2 separate regions of the Homo sapiens genome follow, and region 2 is linked to region 1. The links are chromatin loops, found by intact Hi-C in ENCODE. Cell type or tissue: PC-9. All regions are shown on one strand.

What was found. A loop is a pair of places that touch in the nucleus more often than their neighbours do. Peaks named below come from ENCODE experiments on the same cell type or tissue, not always from the same donor. Only the 100,000 strongest peaks of a DNase experiment are listed, where the experiment ranks them.
Region 2: it touches region 1 in a loop (9-fold over the local background); 1 of 110 quality-filtered maps calls a loop at or near these places.

What each region holds. Positions count from the first base shown.
Region 1 is chr1:64,003,842-64,011,841 of GRCh38, reverse strand. ROR1 (receptor tyrosine kinase like orphan receptor 1) reads right to left here. Exons shown (of 9, transcript NM_005012.4): 2 at 2,466-2,537. Among named protein-coding and RNA genes, the nearest start is that of ROR1-AS1, 100 kb to the left of the region's middle. RefSeq lists an enhancer at 4,831-5,125. In PC-9, no CTCF peak of the experiment used is centred here; a DNase peak (open chromatin) is centred at 4,921; H3K27ac peaks cover 3,384 bases.
Region 2 is chr1:63,843,286-63,851,285 of GRCh38, reverse strand. All of the region lies in intron 1 of ROR1 (receptor tyrosine kinase like orphan receptor 1), which reads right to left. It also overlaps the pseudogene CFL1P3. Among named protein-coding and RNA genes, the nearest start is that of ROR1, 73 kb to the right of the region's middle. In PC-9, no CTCF peak of the experiment used is centred here; DNase peaks (open chromatin) are centred at 3,825 and 4,795; H3K27ac peaks cover 621 bases.

The sequences.
Region 1 (8,000 bases):
TTCCTAGACCAGAGTAGGAATCGATAAGGTTTTGATCAACAAATGATCTTCCTCTCTCATTCAAAATGGAAATTAAAGAATATACACTAATTACCTTCTAGAGAAAGATGATGCCAAGCATCCTCGTACCTCCAGAAAGCCATCCATACTCTCTGGAAGTCTGTGTTGAACAAATAAAGGAGTCTGGGGCCTGCCTTTATCCTTCCCTTCAGCCAGCAGGTTCATACTATTGACACCACTACTTTCTTAATGGGCAACTACTACTAATTACAGTGCTGGTCTGGTAGAAATTCCAAGTCTGGCAGGCTGGGTTCTAGACTGCTGGCTCTGCTGCCTTTCTTAGCACACATTGATGCTTTTCTATTGCCATAACTGGAATCTGATCAATAACATGCAGTGTGCAATGATATAATTTTTCTGTTGGCACCATAAGGAACTTGCAGAATAAGTTCACAAAAAAGCACCCAGCACAGTGCCTGGCACAGAGCAGGTACTAAGTTAATGTTCAGGGTCTTTTATTTCTTCTTTTCCATTAAACATATTCTATAAATATTTGTTGAAAATCTGCTTTCTAGGCATTGTGGTTGATGCTGGAGGTGGAGAGGAGTAACATGGAGTGCCTGATTTAATATTTAATAGAAAAATAATGTCAGGTCAAATTTGGCAATAGAAAAAATATTCTAAATGTCCTTTGATTTAAGGTGAAAAGACATCTCACTTCATTCCACCATCCTAAAGTGCCTAGTAAAGTATAACCAGCAAAATAACTTCACCCATTGCTGTTTTATAAAATAAACTTATCTCTTCTCAGAGAGGAAATACAACTTACAGTGAATGTATTAGTAGATGTATTAGTTTGTTCTCATGCTGCTATAAAGAACTGCCCAAGACTGGGTAATTTATAAAGGAAAGAGGTTTAATTGACTCACAGTTCTACATGGCTGGGGAGGTCTCAGGAAAGTTACAATCATGACAGAAGGCACCTCTTCACAGGGCGGCAGGGGAGAGAATGAGTGCCCAGCGAAGGAGGAAGCCCCTTATAAAACCATCAGATCTCATGAGAACTAACTCATTATTATGAGAACAGGATGGGGGAAACCACCCTCATGATTCAATTATCTCCACCTGGTCCCTCTCACAACACGTAGGGATTATGGGAACTACAATTCAAGATGAGATTTGGGTGGGGACACAACCAAACTATGTCAGTAGACAATAGAGAGCTAATCATAAAAGACCATTTATGACAATGACTTTTGAGCTCCCTTTACCACTGTAATCTCAGAACCTTGAATCATGCCTGAACTAAAGTAGAAACTCAGTAAGTTTGCTGAATGTATTTGCACACAAATATGTATGGCTATGGCTTCTCACCAGGTAAGATGTGACTCATCATTCCACACACATTTATTGAGAATTTCCTACAAATAAGAGTTTGTGCTAGATTTTGTGATGGAGACCAAAAAAAAAAAAAAGTAAGATAGAAACCCTCCTACAAGGAACTTCTAAGCTTAAGGGTGAGATAAGTATATAAATCACCATAACATCATATAGAAAATGTGAAGAGAAGAACAGAGAAGAAAGAGAGCTATGGGAGTTTCAAAGAGGGAAAGGCCACTTCCAGCTGGAGGGATTAGACAAGACTGGATAATGTAAATTTTATGCTTGGTCTTGAGGGAGAAGTAATTTGTTGCCTTGCAAAAGGGGGAGAATGAGTATTGGCAAAGAAGAGAAGGCAATCCAGGTGAAAAGGTGAGAGCAGAGAGGCAGAAAAGCACAGGATGTATAAGAAGAAATCGAAATTTGGCTGGAAATGCATAAAGGGGAATAAAGATAACTAAGGCTAGAAAGGTAGATTGAGCCAGACTGCAGAGGTTTTGAATGTGTCCTGATGTACCACTCCAGGACATAGGGTCTTTATAAAATACCCAATGCTTAACATATGGCGGGGCTTAATTAATGCTAAACAACAATCTCCTAGCAGAAACCTGTTCCCCACGTGCACAAAGGAAGCTGCCATCCTTATGCACAGGCAATTACAAACATTCCAGATACTCGGTCCTGAACCCTGCAAGCACATCAAATGCTCATCGTGAAAGGTCACCGAGCAAACAGCTCTGATGAATCCTGGCTTGGGCTGAATCAAATCCCCTAAATAAGATCCACTAGATGTAGTGTCAGAAAGGTCAGAAATGACCCTATTTCACATCTTGAAGCATTTTTACCATGTGGAACATTTTAGAGGAAGAAGAAAAAGGAACGAGGGGGGGAAAGAAACTCTCCAGAAATAATAGAATCCCAAGTAATTCAATGTTAAATGATCACAAAGTAAGCTGGGGATTTATTTTGGCCCCCACCTCCTTGCAGTGATCTGAAAAACAGTTGATTTCAAAGAAGGTCATGCCAGGATTAAAAACAGTTCCACACCTCTTTCCTCGCCTCCCCTGTGTGCCCCCACTGTGTACCTTTGTTGAGTTCACTTGAGATGTTCCATGATGAGGTAGGCACTAATTCAGCACTGACTGACAGCTCTGTTTCTGAAAAGAAAAAGAAGGGAAGGGAGAAAGACAAGGGCAATATTAAATATAGTAATTTATAGGCTGTTAGAAGCATTAGAGGAGATTTCCAAAGGGCCTGCCTTTGGAGAGAGACCACGGCAATCCCATAGCTTATTAGACTGGAATGGTGGCTCTAGATGCCAGTAGAGGCGCCTGCATTTTAGATGCCATCCAAATGAACAATCTATTGGCCAGATTTGAAGATTTTTACTTCAAAACACTGGCTTGAAAATTAAAATGTAAAATATTACATTAACCCTCTCAACATCACTTACCACCAGAGAAATGCAAATCAAAACCACAATGAGATGCCATCTCATACTAGTCAGAATGGCTATCATTAAAAAGTCACGCTGGGCACAGTGGCTCACACCTGTAATACCAGCACTTTGGGAGGCCGAGGCAGGTGGATCACAAGGTCAGGAGTTCGAGACCAGCCTGACCAACATGATGAAACCCCGTCTCTACTAAAAATACAAAAATTAGCCCTGCCTGGTGGCATGCACCTGTAATCCCAGCTACTCAGGAGGCTGAGGCAGGAGAATCGCTTGAACCTGGGAGGCGGAGGTTGCAGTGAGCTGAAATGGTGCCACTGAAATCCAGCCTGGCTGACATAGCGAGACTCCATCTCAAAAAAAACAAAAAAAGTCAAAAAATAACAGATGCTGGCAAGGATGCAGAGAAAACGGAATGCTAATACACTGTTGGGGGAATGTAAATTAGTTCCACCACTGTGGAAAACAGTTGGGAGATTTCTCAAAGAGCTAAAAATAGACCTACCATTCAACCCAGCAATCACATTACAAGGTATATACCCCAAAGAAAATAAATTATTCTACCAAAAAGACACCTGCATCATATGTTCATCACAGCACTATTCATAATAGCGAAGACATGGAATCAACCTAGGTGCCCATCAACAGAGGACTGGATAAAGAGAATGTGGTACATATATACCATGGAATACTATGTAGCCATAAAAATAATGAAATCATGTCCTTTGTAGCAACATGGATGCAGATGGAGGCCATTAGCCTAAGTGAATTAACAGAGAAGCAGAAAACCAAATATCATGTGTTCTCACTTATAAGTGGGAGTAAAATCATAGGTACCATGGATAGGAGCAATAGACACTGGAATTACAAAAGGATAGAGGGAGTGGGGCAAGGGTTGAAAAACTACCTATTGGGTAGTATGTTCACTATCTGGGTGATGGGATCAATGGAAGCCCAAACCTCAGGATCATGCAATATACTCTCACAACAAGCCTGTACATGTACCCTCTGAATCTAAAATAAAAATGGAAATTGCAAAAAAAAAAAAAAAAGAACAAGGGCAAAATACACCTCGCCCCTAAAATACTACATTAACAAGAAAACAAATCTGCAGAAATGACCACACATAATCAAACATAAACTCCTTTTCTTGTTGAAAGACCAGTCTTAGACTAATAAATTTAATAGCCTTCCTAAGGAAGAACAACATTGCTCCTGTAACTAATTTCACTGGTCGTGTTTGGAATTGTTACCATTTCTGTGAATAGAGAAATTCGTTTCTCTACATTGGAATTTTAGGTCAAGACAAATGAAAGCTAAGTATTTGAATATAGAGAGTCATTTGTGGTAAATAACTTAAAATATAATTTTCAAAGCCATCATGAATCAAAGCAAACATACAAATCAATAATCTAAAGGACATAATACACTATGAAGTACTTATGGACTGTTAGAAGTACTTACGGGCTGTTAAAACTCTTTAATAATAGACTGTAATATACAAATAATCTTGGTTGTTGTTCTTGTTTTTTGAAAATTTAATCCACGCTACTAATATATTGTAATGGGGTTATACTAACCTCCCCTCAGGCTATGTCTACACACACACACACACACACACACACACACACTCAGAACATTACTAGAGAATATTAGGGCTGGACAGGACCTTAGAGGACCCAGGGTCATTAGCTATAAGGCATACAAGTTGTCAATCCCTCCTACTTCAATCCAGTGTAGGCATCTTTAATCAATTATGGCTCTGTTTACCTGTTAAGCCTGGGATCTGTCGTAGAGTCCTTTAAGCACAGTGCTCTAGGTAGCCACTAAAAATTGATCTGAGATAGAATGCAGGATGAACTTTATTAAGTGGAAGAATTGCAATTCAAACCCAGGTCTCTTTGACTCTAGCACTCCACACCTTCTGGCAGCCCATGCTGACCAGTACTCAAGCCTGTAAAACCTGGCTTTTTTTTTTCACCTTACCTCTGGCCTCACCTTTTCACAGAGATAAGCACATTTTTCGTATTTCCATATTTACTGATGGTGACTGTCTGCCAAATGGCCACATGTCATCGTCACTGACTAAGCTTGAACAAGAACAGGATGTTGACTCACTGAGACCTTGCAAAGGCATACTTCTAGTTTATCTCCCTGCCACAGCAGAGACAAAAGGATTGTTTGGTTTGTGCAGACCTCCTTGGCTTACCTCTTTCCTAGTCCTAGAAGCAGGTGGGAAAGAAGTAGATGAACCACACATACCCTCCCCACCTACAGTGGCCCTGGTTTCCTCCAACGTCCTGAGCCAAAAATAGCATAGACTCTTTCAAGGGGACCAGATGTCAGATAGGCAGTATGGCAGGGATCTTAATTCCAAAATATGAAAACAAAAAGAAAATTTTACCCAAGTAGGAGAAATGCTTACTACAAAGCCACAGTGGAAAGCAGTGCTTCTGTTATCAACCTCTTGTTTGGGGAACGGGTATTTCGTGCAGGTGCTTTCCCCAGAAGAGCTAATTGTCTACATTTCAGGGCCCTCCACATATGACTCCAACCCCAACTCCAGTCTGAGCCCCATGCTGCTGCCACCCACTTTGGCTCTTTCAATAATGACAGCCCTTGTTTTCAGTAGTATGGACTGCTGCGGTTCACCTATGAAAAGGCTCATCAAACACCCCGACACCCAGACTTCAGGGAGCTTGGGAATAGAAGGTTGGCAGCCAAGGCGGCATTTCAGGGAAGGAAGCATAGGTTGGAAAGTGGTGGGATTAAAATGAACCTTGACAGCATTTACATGCAATATTTTCATAGCTTCATCTTACTGCTGCTCACAGCCAGAAATATAGTTTCATTTTACAGTGTTAATTTTATAGACAGTTAGCTATATGTCACTTGGTTTTTCCAAGCTGAGTTGAATTGCTGATTGAATATAATTTGGGACCAATGACAAATGAATAGATTCTTGGCACTGCTAACACTGAAATTGTTCCCCACGTGTCCCTGGACACTAATTACCACTCAGTTCTTGGGCTGTAGCAAAGATAATTTCAATTCGCAAGCTCATTAAGTGATTGTGCTGATTCTGGGGAGTTTTGTTCTCAACTTCAAGATCCATTCCTTTAGATAACCACGTGTTCAGCTTCTCAGATAAAATGATAATAAAAACAGATAAAATATTTTAAAATATGAATAACTTCCCTGAAAAATAATATCTTCCAAGGCCATATTTTTTTAAAATAAAGGCTGATTATTTTATGTAGAAAGTTGAATATTAATAATCTCCCCTCACAAAGTGATGTTTAATAAGCTTTTTTTCTTCACTGAAAGGAAAACTGAAGTTTAAGTGAGAAAAATCAAGCACATCTCAGCTGAACTCCATCAATTCCATGGCCACCAGTGGCTTCAGAGAGAGACACGGCCACAAGTTTTGACCCTGTAGGATCTCCACTGATGGATTCCTATTCGCCTCACCACTGGCAAAAGCATGAGACATTTCCAGGTATATTTACCACCAGCCTGGCAGCCTCTCTTCACCAAAAGCATTATGGTAATAGCAAATGTGTATGTGCCATTTAGAAGACAGTAGACTATTTAATGGAAATACACACCAGATTTTAACACTACTATCTGACACTTATTAATTTTGTGATCATGAGAAAGTTACTGAACATCATTTAACTTCTATTTTCTCATCCATAAAATGGGAGCAGCAAAGGACTGAGGTAATGATTAACTAATGGACCAAAAGACTCCTGTACAGTGTCCAGCATAGAGACTCAAGGGCTTTCATACCTCTCCTTTGTCTAGTAAGGCAGACAGTGGCCATCCTCTGCATGGATGTACTTGGTTAGCTACTAAGTCACTGTCTGTATTTGAAATAACACATTTACCATGCTCTTAGAAAGACACTGCATTTCACATGCCTCACTAATCCAAGCCAGTCTTTTCATTTTGTGAGGTTTTCCTGAATTGGTCACCAGTTCTCTAAGAACATAAGTGTTTTTATATGGTTTTATCCAATTTGAGCAAACCAAGCATGTTTTAGAAAACTCCAACCCTTATCTTTCTCGACCTCTTTTAGGAGGGCAAACCTCAAAAGCTATTCTCCTCCCGATTTGATCAATAGGGGCTATTATCTTTGCAGTTTCTCGGAGGATTGACTTTTTGGCACTGATTCTGCAAACCATAAGGTTTTGGTATTTAAGCCTCAACAGTGGGAGTGTTATTTGGAAGGAAGGAAAAAGTAAGCCTTGAATCCTCCTCATTGATAAAAGCCTGTGCTCTCCGAAAGGATTACTGGTTCATCTCAGCAGTTGGCAGGTAAAGACCCAACATTCACAGGATGTGGAGGCCCTTCCAAGAAGCTCCCAGCCATGCCACATCCTGTATCCCCGATTCAGTGATGCGTGAGGTTACACAGGCATGCGCATACTCACAAGACCAGCGGCCAGCCCAGTAGCTGCAAAGGCTGAATGCAAGAGAAGCAAGTGGCTACCCCACTGCCTTTCTTGACCACTCACTGAGTCCTAGAATGTTATAACTGGGTGGGCCCTCAAGGCCCAAGACATATTTATCAAATTATATTCTTTGGATCCATGGGATTTTTTGGAGCTATTTATAGAGGAACATAAGAGGATTTGGGGTTCCAGAGGACAAGAGTACAGGCTCTAGACCCTCCTTCAAAAGGAACAACTCTACTTTTATCTATTTTATATATTGTTGTGTTTACAGGTACTGTGGAAAATGCCCCAATGTTTTAAACAATTGTTTAAAACATTATGTCATACAATCTCCTCATTTTTCAGAGGAAGCAAGTGAGGCCCCTGGTAGGGAAGTGGCTTCGCCAAAATCACAGAAGTTCTAAGATAGAGCCAGACTTTAGAGGTGGCTCAAAAGGAAATACATGCTGACTTCTCACTGAGCTGCATGTTCTGCCGTGTATAGCCATAAGATGTGGTATGTATTCTCAGAGGCCGAGCTTTGAGAGACACTCAAGGAATTTCCAAGCAGCCAGGGTCAGTCACATAGAAGGGGCACACTTTCTTCCTATGGTAAAAGAAGGCCTCCACTTGTGATCATTTGGAGGGTGGCGGGAAAACAGTCAAAGATGCTGATGGCTTTGAGACTGTTGGTTTTCAGTGTTACTTTAGATGTTGTTTGGTGAAGG
Region 2 (8,000 bases), 160 kb after region 1:
CAAAAAGCGGCCGGGCGCAGTGGCTCACGCCTGTAATCCCAGTACTTTAGGAGGCCGAGGCTAGCGGATCACCAGGTCAAGAAATTGAGACCATCCTGGCCAACATGGTGAAACCCCGTCTCTACTAAAAATACAAAAAATAGCTGGGCGTGGTGGCACACGCCTATAGTCCCAGCTACTCAGGAGGCTGAGGCAGGACAATTGATTGAACTCGGGAGACGGAGGTTGCAGTGAGCCTAGATCGTGCCACTGCACTCCAGCTTGGAGACAGAGCAAGATTCTGTCTCAAACAAACAAACAAACAAAAAGCAAACAAAACAAAAAACCAAAAAACCACACAGGCAGCAATCTCTGCTGATATAGAGAGCAAGGTCCCTGAATTCACTGGCCAGTGCAATGAACCTACTGTAAATTGGGCCCCAGTATCTCCTGCTATGCACCCCCAACATAGGTTCTATAAGTTTGGACTTTGTCTCTTCAATTCCTTAGAAATGTACATAATGTGTTCTGTGTACAATGGATGTATAGCAAACTAATTAGGGCCAAAGTAGGCTTTGATGAGGATAATTCTACCCAAGCAGAAACTCAAATCTGCCCTATAATATAGCTAGAACAATACAGCTAGAACAGGAGGAAAAGGAAAAAAAAATCTCCAGTCTTTGCTCTAACATCTTTACTCAACTTGACATATCTTTATACATCCAAACTGTGATAGTTTCTCATACCTGTTGAATAAGCAAAATCTAAAAATACTTCCAATATCAAGAGTTAGAAAGGGTAAAGAGCAACGGGAACTTATATCCTGTAGGAAGGAGCTCGCACTGGCATAAGGCCGTTGGAGAGCAATTCCACAGCACCTAGGGAAGCCGAAGACATGCATACTCTATTCTATTCCTAGGTATTTGGCCTAGAAAAACTTCACACATTTTTACAGAAAGATAAGTCAAAGTTTTCATGGCAAAATTGTTTATAATACACAAAAAAATGAAGGCAGGAGAATGGGTACATTAATTGTGAAATGGTCATACAATAGCATACTTACTGCACAGCAACTAAAATAACTTCTTAGATCAACATGCAATTCCTAAATTAACAAGGTTAATACCAAAAACACAACATTGAGCAAAAATAGCAAGATGTATGACAGGTACAGTAAGTTCCCATTTATACACAATTTTAAAATAGGCAAAGCACTATTTTTAGTAGCACTCAGTGCATTTATGCACAGAGAGCAAAAATATAAAAACATGCATGGGAATGAAAAGACATCACATTTAAAGGACAGATTATCTCTGGAGAAGAAAAGAGACAGGATTTAGGAGGGGTACACTGGGAGCTTTTGTTGTATCTATAATGTTTTATTTCTTTTAAAAATCTGAAACAAATAAAAAATATTTGTATCTGAAATGGGTTTTGTCACTTTTGTCTGCTTTTCTGTACACTTAAAACATTTCAAAGTTTAAAAAAGAAAACAAAGCACGATGGCTTAGCAATGGATTGGTCTAGATATCCAGGAATCTGAGATGGTAGGAAAAACAAAAATCCATCCACTGTTGTGGAGCACTTTAGTTATTTTTATTTATTTTTTTGAGACAGGGTCTCATTCTGTCCCTCAGGCTGTAGTGTGGGGTACCATCACTGCTCACTGCAGCCTTGACGTCCTGGGCTCAAGTGACCTTCCCAACTCAGTCTCTGGAGTAGCTGGGACCACAGGCGCCCACCCCACACCCCGCCAACTTTTTTTATTTTTTGTAGAGATGAGGTGTCACTATGTTGCCAAGGCTGGTCTCAAACTCCTGAGCTCAAGTGATCCTTCAGCCTCAGCCTCCAAAAATGCTGGGATTACAGGTGTTAGCCACTGCTCCTGACCCTATTTTAGGCATTTTAAATAAGACTGGTGGCCATCACAAACTCCTCTGCATCCCTGTGCTTGGCATGGTGCCAAGCCAAAAGTAAATACAAGCTAAATACTGAAGAATTAATGAACAAATCAATAAACAAATGAACTGAATGGGTTGTTATACATGCCTTTGGTTAATGAAAACAGAAAACAACAATTACCATTAATAATTTGAAATTCAAAACACTTCTAAACGTGGGCCCATGGACAGCCTGAAAGGCATCATTAATTAAAAAACATTGAAAACTAGTGGGCAAAGAAACCCGTAAAGACTTTAAGATCCTTAACATTCCATGTTTTTTCTTTATCTCAGAGCCAGGCATAGCACACTCATCCCATTCTTGTCACCTAAGGACCAGGAATTCATTGCCATAACAGACCCCAGGATGCCGCCCACAGCCTGACATATCAATAAGTCTTTGGTATCTAAGTGAATTAAAGAGCTCTTCTGAGCCTATGTGAAGAATTCCCAGCATTTTTCTGCTCTGTTCACTCGGTTTACTGAGTACATTAAGATTCTAAATCATTCTGTCTTCACAAATGTAGGTTTGTCCCTTTGGGGACAAAAAATTTCCAGGATGATAACCACGATTTCAAACTCCTTACCATTATAGGGGAATATACAGGCTTGATGAAATCAAGCAGAAATCCACTACCAGACGTTTTTGCCATTATTGATTTTTTTTAATTCCAAGTGAATTTAAAAAGAACCAAAATAAGATGCATGGCACATTCATCTAAGCCTAGTAATTAAATCCAAAAAAGCAGTTTATAGTAGTTTAAGCAAAAAGAATAATTTTAGAAAGTACCACAGGCCTCCACTATCTGAAATAAATTAGGTGTTTTTTAGTTTCCTTATGTTATTAAAATATTAATTTACTTTAAAATATAATCCTGAAGCTTCCTTCGAAATACCTTCTTCAAGGAAAGGGGCATATATTTATAGTGTTCTTTTAAAGTTTAACAAAAGAAGGATTCAAACTGAGTTACCTCCACTCTGCAAAAGTCTTTTTTTCAAATGTGTAACAGGATCTTATTGCAGTCACTTGGTCTGCTCTCCACACAAAGAAAGACTGGAAAGCATTTGTGTTATGCTTCTGGAGTTAAAAATGAAGACGCCTTTTTGCTTCCATCAGTTCTTTTTTATTAATAAGGTGGCCACACCAAGTCAGAAATTATAACCATCTGCTTTAGCCATTAAATACAGATTCAAAGGCCTAATGATAAAGTGACCTCTTTATTAATAACAGAGAGCGACAAGTGGCCATTTTCCCAGAGTGTTCACAGAAATAAATCAATCCGTAAGTCCAGGTATCAGCTATATCGGTTCTTAAGTTTTCTCTTCGATTTGGCCTTTATTGTTTTAAATCACTTAGGAAACAAAAAGGGAGCTCAGGAAGTACCTTTTCCATGAGTTTTGTTTTTATCTCTGCTCTTGATGAGATGTCACTTAGCCACCTCACATAACTTGAAGACACGATCTTTCATTCTCCACATCACAGAAGAATCATCCCCATGCACCATCTAACCGATGAGTAGACACATGGGACTTATCAGCAGCAGGGAGTATATCTGAATCAAAGCCTCAAACAAAGGTGTGTAGGAAAACCACAGCTCTGTCAAAGGAAACAATAGTGGAATCACTGCAGCTGTATTTTAATATGGCAGGAACACAGCCCCTTGTTTTCTTTAATTCACATATTAGAATTTTAATTATCAAGTTGCTAAAGTGTGGTGGCTTTCAATTGAAGTGGGTTTTACCGACCCAGCCTCGCAGGGCAGACAGAAGTCCTTTGTTGCGCTGCCAGATGCACAGAGACGCCAGCATGGCACCATCCACGTCCTCTGCCTCAGATCCTTCTGGCAGGAAGCCTCTACCACCACCTAGAGCACAGGAGTCTCTGGGAGATGAATCTCCCTGGCCCTTGTCCAAGGGGCTTTATTACTGGAAGGACCAGAAAGATCTCTTTACAAACCTGATCTTTCTCCTTACCCAATCCATAGGCTGGTACCAGAAGAAACAGCAGAAGACTGAACTGCTACGATAGAAGTAGACCGTGAAGGATGAGTAGTTCTTGCGGGGAATACTTTGTGAAGGCTGTGGAGAAAACTCCTGTCCCACCACAGGGAGAATTCCTCCAAGTCCCGTCTTTACTACAAAGTTAAAACCCTCTAGAAACCCACAACACCAAGGCACGGAGCCAGCACATACAGCCCCAACACCTCTTGCTCCTCTCCCTGGCTTCCTGTTTCCTGATTTCCCCTCACTGTTTCCCTCACTCCTACCACTGTGGAGAAGGCAGTCACCATCTGTCAGGTGGAAGAAGACCTCTGCAGGGCTGTGGGGACAGAGGCAAGAACACTGGACTGATAGTTCAACAGAGGCCCACGGAAGCCAGCCTGGAGGAGATAGCGGGTGAGCTCTTGTAACCAGCCAAATCCTACAGATCCCCCTTAGTGACTTCACCTCCAAGGCCGCTGTCCTGGGCCTGTGGTCAGTAGAGTCCTTGCTCTGCAGTAACGCGCTGTGCCGCATTAGGAGTGTTAGTGAGCTTCTAGAGGCCTTACTATTCTTCCCCCAAAACATAAGAGCGCAGAGTTACGTCATGTCAAAAGTCCCTTGAAGGTTTGGCATTTATAACTTTACATCACTTCCTGTATCTATTGCCTCAGTTCCCTCAAGTATCAAGCCGCGCAGTTGCAGATGATTTCAAGGCCCTTTCCAACACAGAGGCTCTGTGATTCCGTTGATGAAGCCAGATCACAAGCAAGGATCATGCTTTTAATCTCAGTGGCTCTTTCTTTGCCAAATAATGATAGGAATGTACTTCAGCTGAATGCCCCCATCTCAGCTACCAGTACATCTGGTTGGGAAACCTACATCTATCTGCCCACTTGCCAACACGGAAATCTTCAAACAAAGACAAGATGATTCATGGCATCTTTAATAGGGCCCCCACCTTGACATTAAGTCTTGGGCTGAGGTTATCGAAAACAGCAAGTATACAAAGAATTTACTCACAGCCTGAGAGCAAGCCAGAGACCGCGCAGGTGGCTGGAGGGAAAATTGACAAGAATTACAAAGAAAAGGTGCATTGAGTTAATAGAAAATAACTCTGGTATTGAGGAACAGGGGCTGAAAACAGATGTGAGGGGTAGGCCACCTCCTCACCATGAGGAGTGAAAGCAAGAACCACAGCTGCTGATTTCTCAAACACACACACACACACACACACACACACACACACACACACACACACACACACATTCTCTCTCTCTCTGTCAAATAAAAAATATAAAATTCACTATGCTGGCCCAAGGTTGTGGGTTGCGGTGCCCTTCAAGGAATATTGTAGAGCTGAAAGCTGATTAGACACAGCACCCAAAAATCAGTATTCCAGAAGGAGTCAGAAGCTAAAGATGACAGTTTCACATACTAGAGGGGGTGCTGAGTATAAAAACATAAGTTCAGGCTCCATCTAAGCTTCATGATCTTTTATAAATTACTAAATCTCTACACCAAATAAATTCCTCATCTGTGACATGGAGACTACAAATATCCAGTCTATCCGAAAAGAGATTTTTAAAGCAGGTAAAACACATACAACTATCTGGGGCACAGCAGACACTCCCAAAAGTTGGAAGTTACTATGAAGATGCATGCAGGTATCAGAGATCAGAACACAATAATGGGTCAATCCAGAGAGACAAACAGAAATCAAGAAAAGGCAGGCAGTGGCAAACAAGGCAAAACAGTGGGTCAAGGATTGAAACAGGAACCTAAAAGAAATACTCCAGCATCATCACTTTTAATAAATATCTATTGATGTTAAGGAGAAGAAAGCAGATTGCCAGATGAGTGATAAAAGATGACCTCATTCATTGAAAGAGAAAGAGAAGCAAAGACACAAAGCCAAGGAAGACAGACTACAGAGATATACTCCAAATACTATTGTATAGTAGTTACCACTACTACTAGTAGGGTTAGTTCAGGTTTTTTTGTTTGTTCGTTTATCAGTATTTTCCAAATATTTCAGTTTTTATTTCAAAGTTAAAAAATGATACCTTAAACATTTAATAATAGGCCCTGAGTAGCTGTTCTTTCAGGGAAGCTGAAGCCCTGGAGAAGATCACTGGCATTCTGAAATTCAGGCTGTGCTCTAATTATTTGAAAGTTCTTAACACATATATGGAGAAACTCAGCCAGTCTATAAATATATGTAGAAGCCCTTCTTAATTCAAAAGCATGACATTAAACATTTCAGGGAAAAAAACATAAACTCCCAAAGAGTCTCCATCTCATTAGAGAATTAGATACGCTCACGTTAAATTATAACTCACAAAGCAGGGTGCACTAGTGTAACAATGAATTCAAGGAGAGTGATTTGAGCCAGGCTGAGGACAACTGGAAGACTTCAAAAGGCAGGATAAAGTCACTTTCTGCTGCAGAGACAATTTAATTAAAAAGAAGCTCCTTTCTACCCCTCCTCCAGGTAATAGAGAATTCATTGTATTCTGAGAAATTGAAGATCTTACAAGAAGGCAGATTGCATGACCTTCCATTTGCAATATATTCTTTCAGGAAAGGGAGTAATTAGGATTGCCTAGAAGGGGCTGCTTTATTTCATTGAGGAGATAACTTTAAACAGGCTTCCTCACTACATGCACCACACTCAACAAGCAAACTCCCTACACTGGACTCCTATAGGGCCTAATTCTCACCTCAGCCCCAGCTTTACCCAGATTCTCTAACCTGTTATTATTAAGCTACTTAGCTGCCTTCCACCCTTCATCCCTAGACCCCAAACACCCTAGTAGACTGTGAATTCCTTTTATTCTTTCATGTATTCATTCACCATTTTTTTCAACACATGCTATGTGCTAGCAACACAAAGATAAATAAAACACCCCCCATCCCCATAAAGTTGATAGTCTAGCAGCAGTAACTGACTTATTAGTAGATATTTACAGCTCAATGGCCGACACATGCATGGAGCATCCAAGAGAAGGAAGAGGATGTGCCTAACCAGCGTGAAGCCAGGCAACAGGGTTTGGAGGACATTGCAAGAAGAGTGGGTGGCAGGAATAAAGGCACTAACCATGGTGAAAAGGGACACAGAGTCAGCAGAAAACCATGTAGCCAGATCTTAAAGTGCGAGGCAGAGAGTGGAAAGACACAACCATAACAGCCAACGTTTACTGAGGGCTAACCATGTGTGAGCTGATTAATTCCTCACCAACCCATGAGGTAGGTTTTATCATCCTAATGTTAGCAATGAGGAAACAGGCTACAAAGGTTAAGTCACTGGGAGAGTAAGGGAGATAATCACTCTGATATGCTGCCCCCCTAAGGCTAGAGGGATTAGCAAGGGCTGGTCTGAAAATCCCTTTGGTGTCATGCTAAGGAGCTTGGGCCTTTCCTATAGATAATAGGCAGGCAGTAAATGGCTTTAAGCAGGGAAGAGTCAGATTTATGTCTCAGGAGGCTACTTCAGCAAGGTGTGGAGGACTAATATGAAGAGGGACCCACCCAGAGTTAGGGAAATCAGCTAAAAAGTTGTTGCAATCTTCCTATGAGCAATGTGCAGCCTGATCTAATGGTGCAAAGAAGGAACAGAGTGCAGTCGGGTCCCAGCAGCGGCTGCAGTGCTCTTGTCTTCTGCGGCTCTCCATGCCCTCTCCTTTTCACTTCTGGAAACATGGCCTCTGGTGTGGCTGTCTGATGGTGTCATGAACATGTTCAACGACATGAAGTTGCATAAGTCTTCAATGCCAGAGGAGGTGAAGAAGCTCAAGAAGGTGGTGCTCTTCTGCCTTAGTGAGGACAAGAAGAACATCATCCTGGAGGAGACCAAGAAGATCCTGGTGGGCGATGTGAGCCAGACCATCGACGACCCCTACACCACCTTTGTCAGGATGCTGCCAGATAAGGACTGCCACTACACCCTCTGTGACACAACCTACGAGACCAAGGAGAGCAAGGAGGAGGACCTGGTGTTTATCTTCTGGGTCCCTGAGTCTGCTCCCCTTAAAAGCAAAATGATCTATGCCAGCTCCAAGGACGCCGTCAAGAAGCTGACAGGGATCAAGCATGAATTAC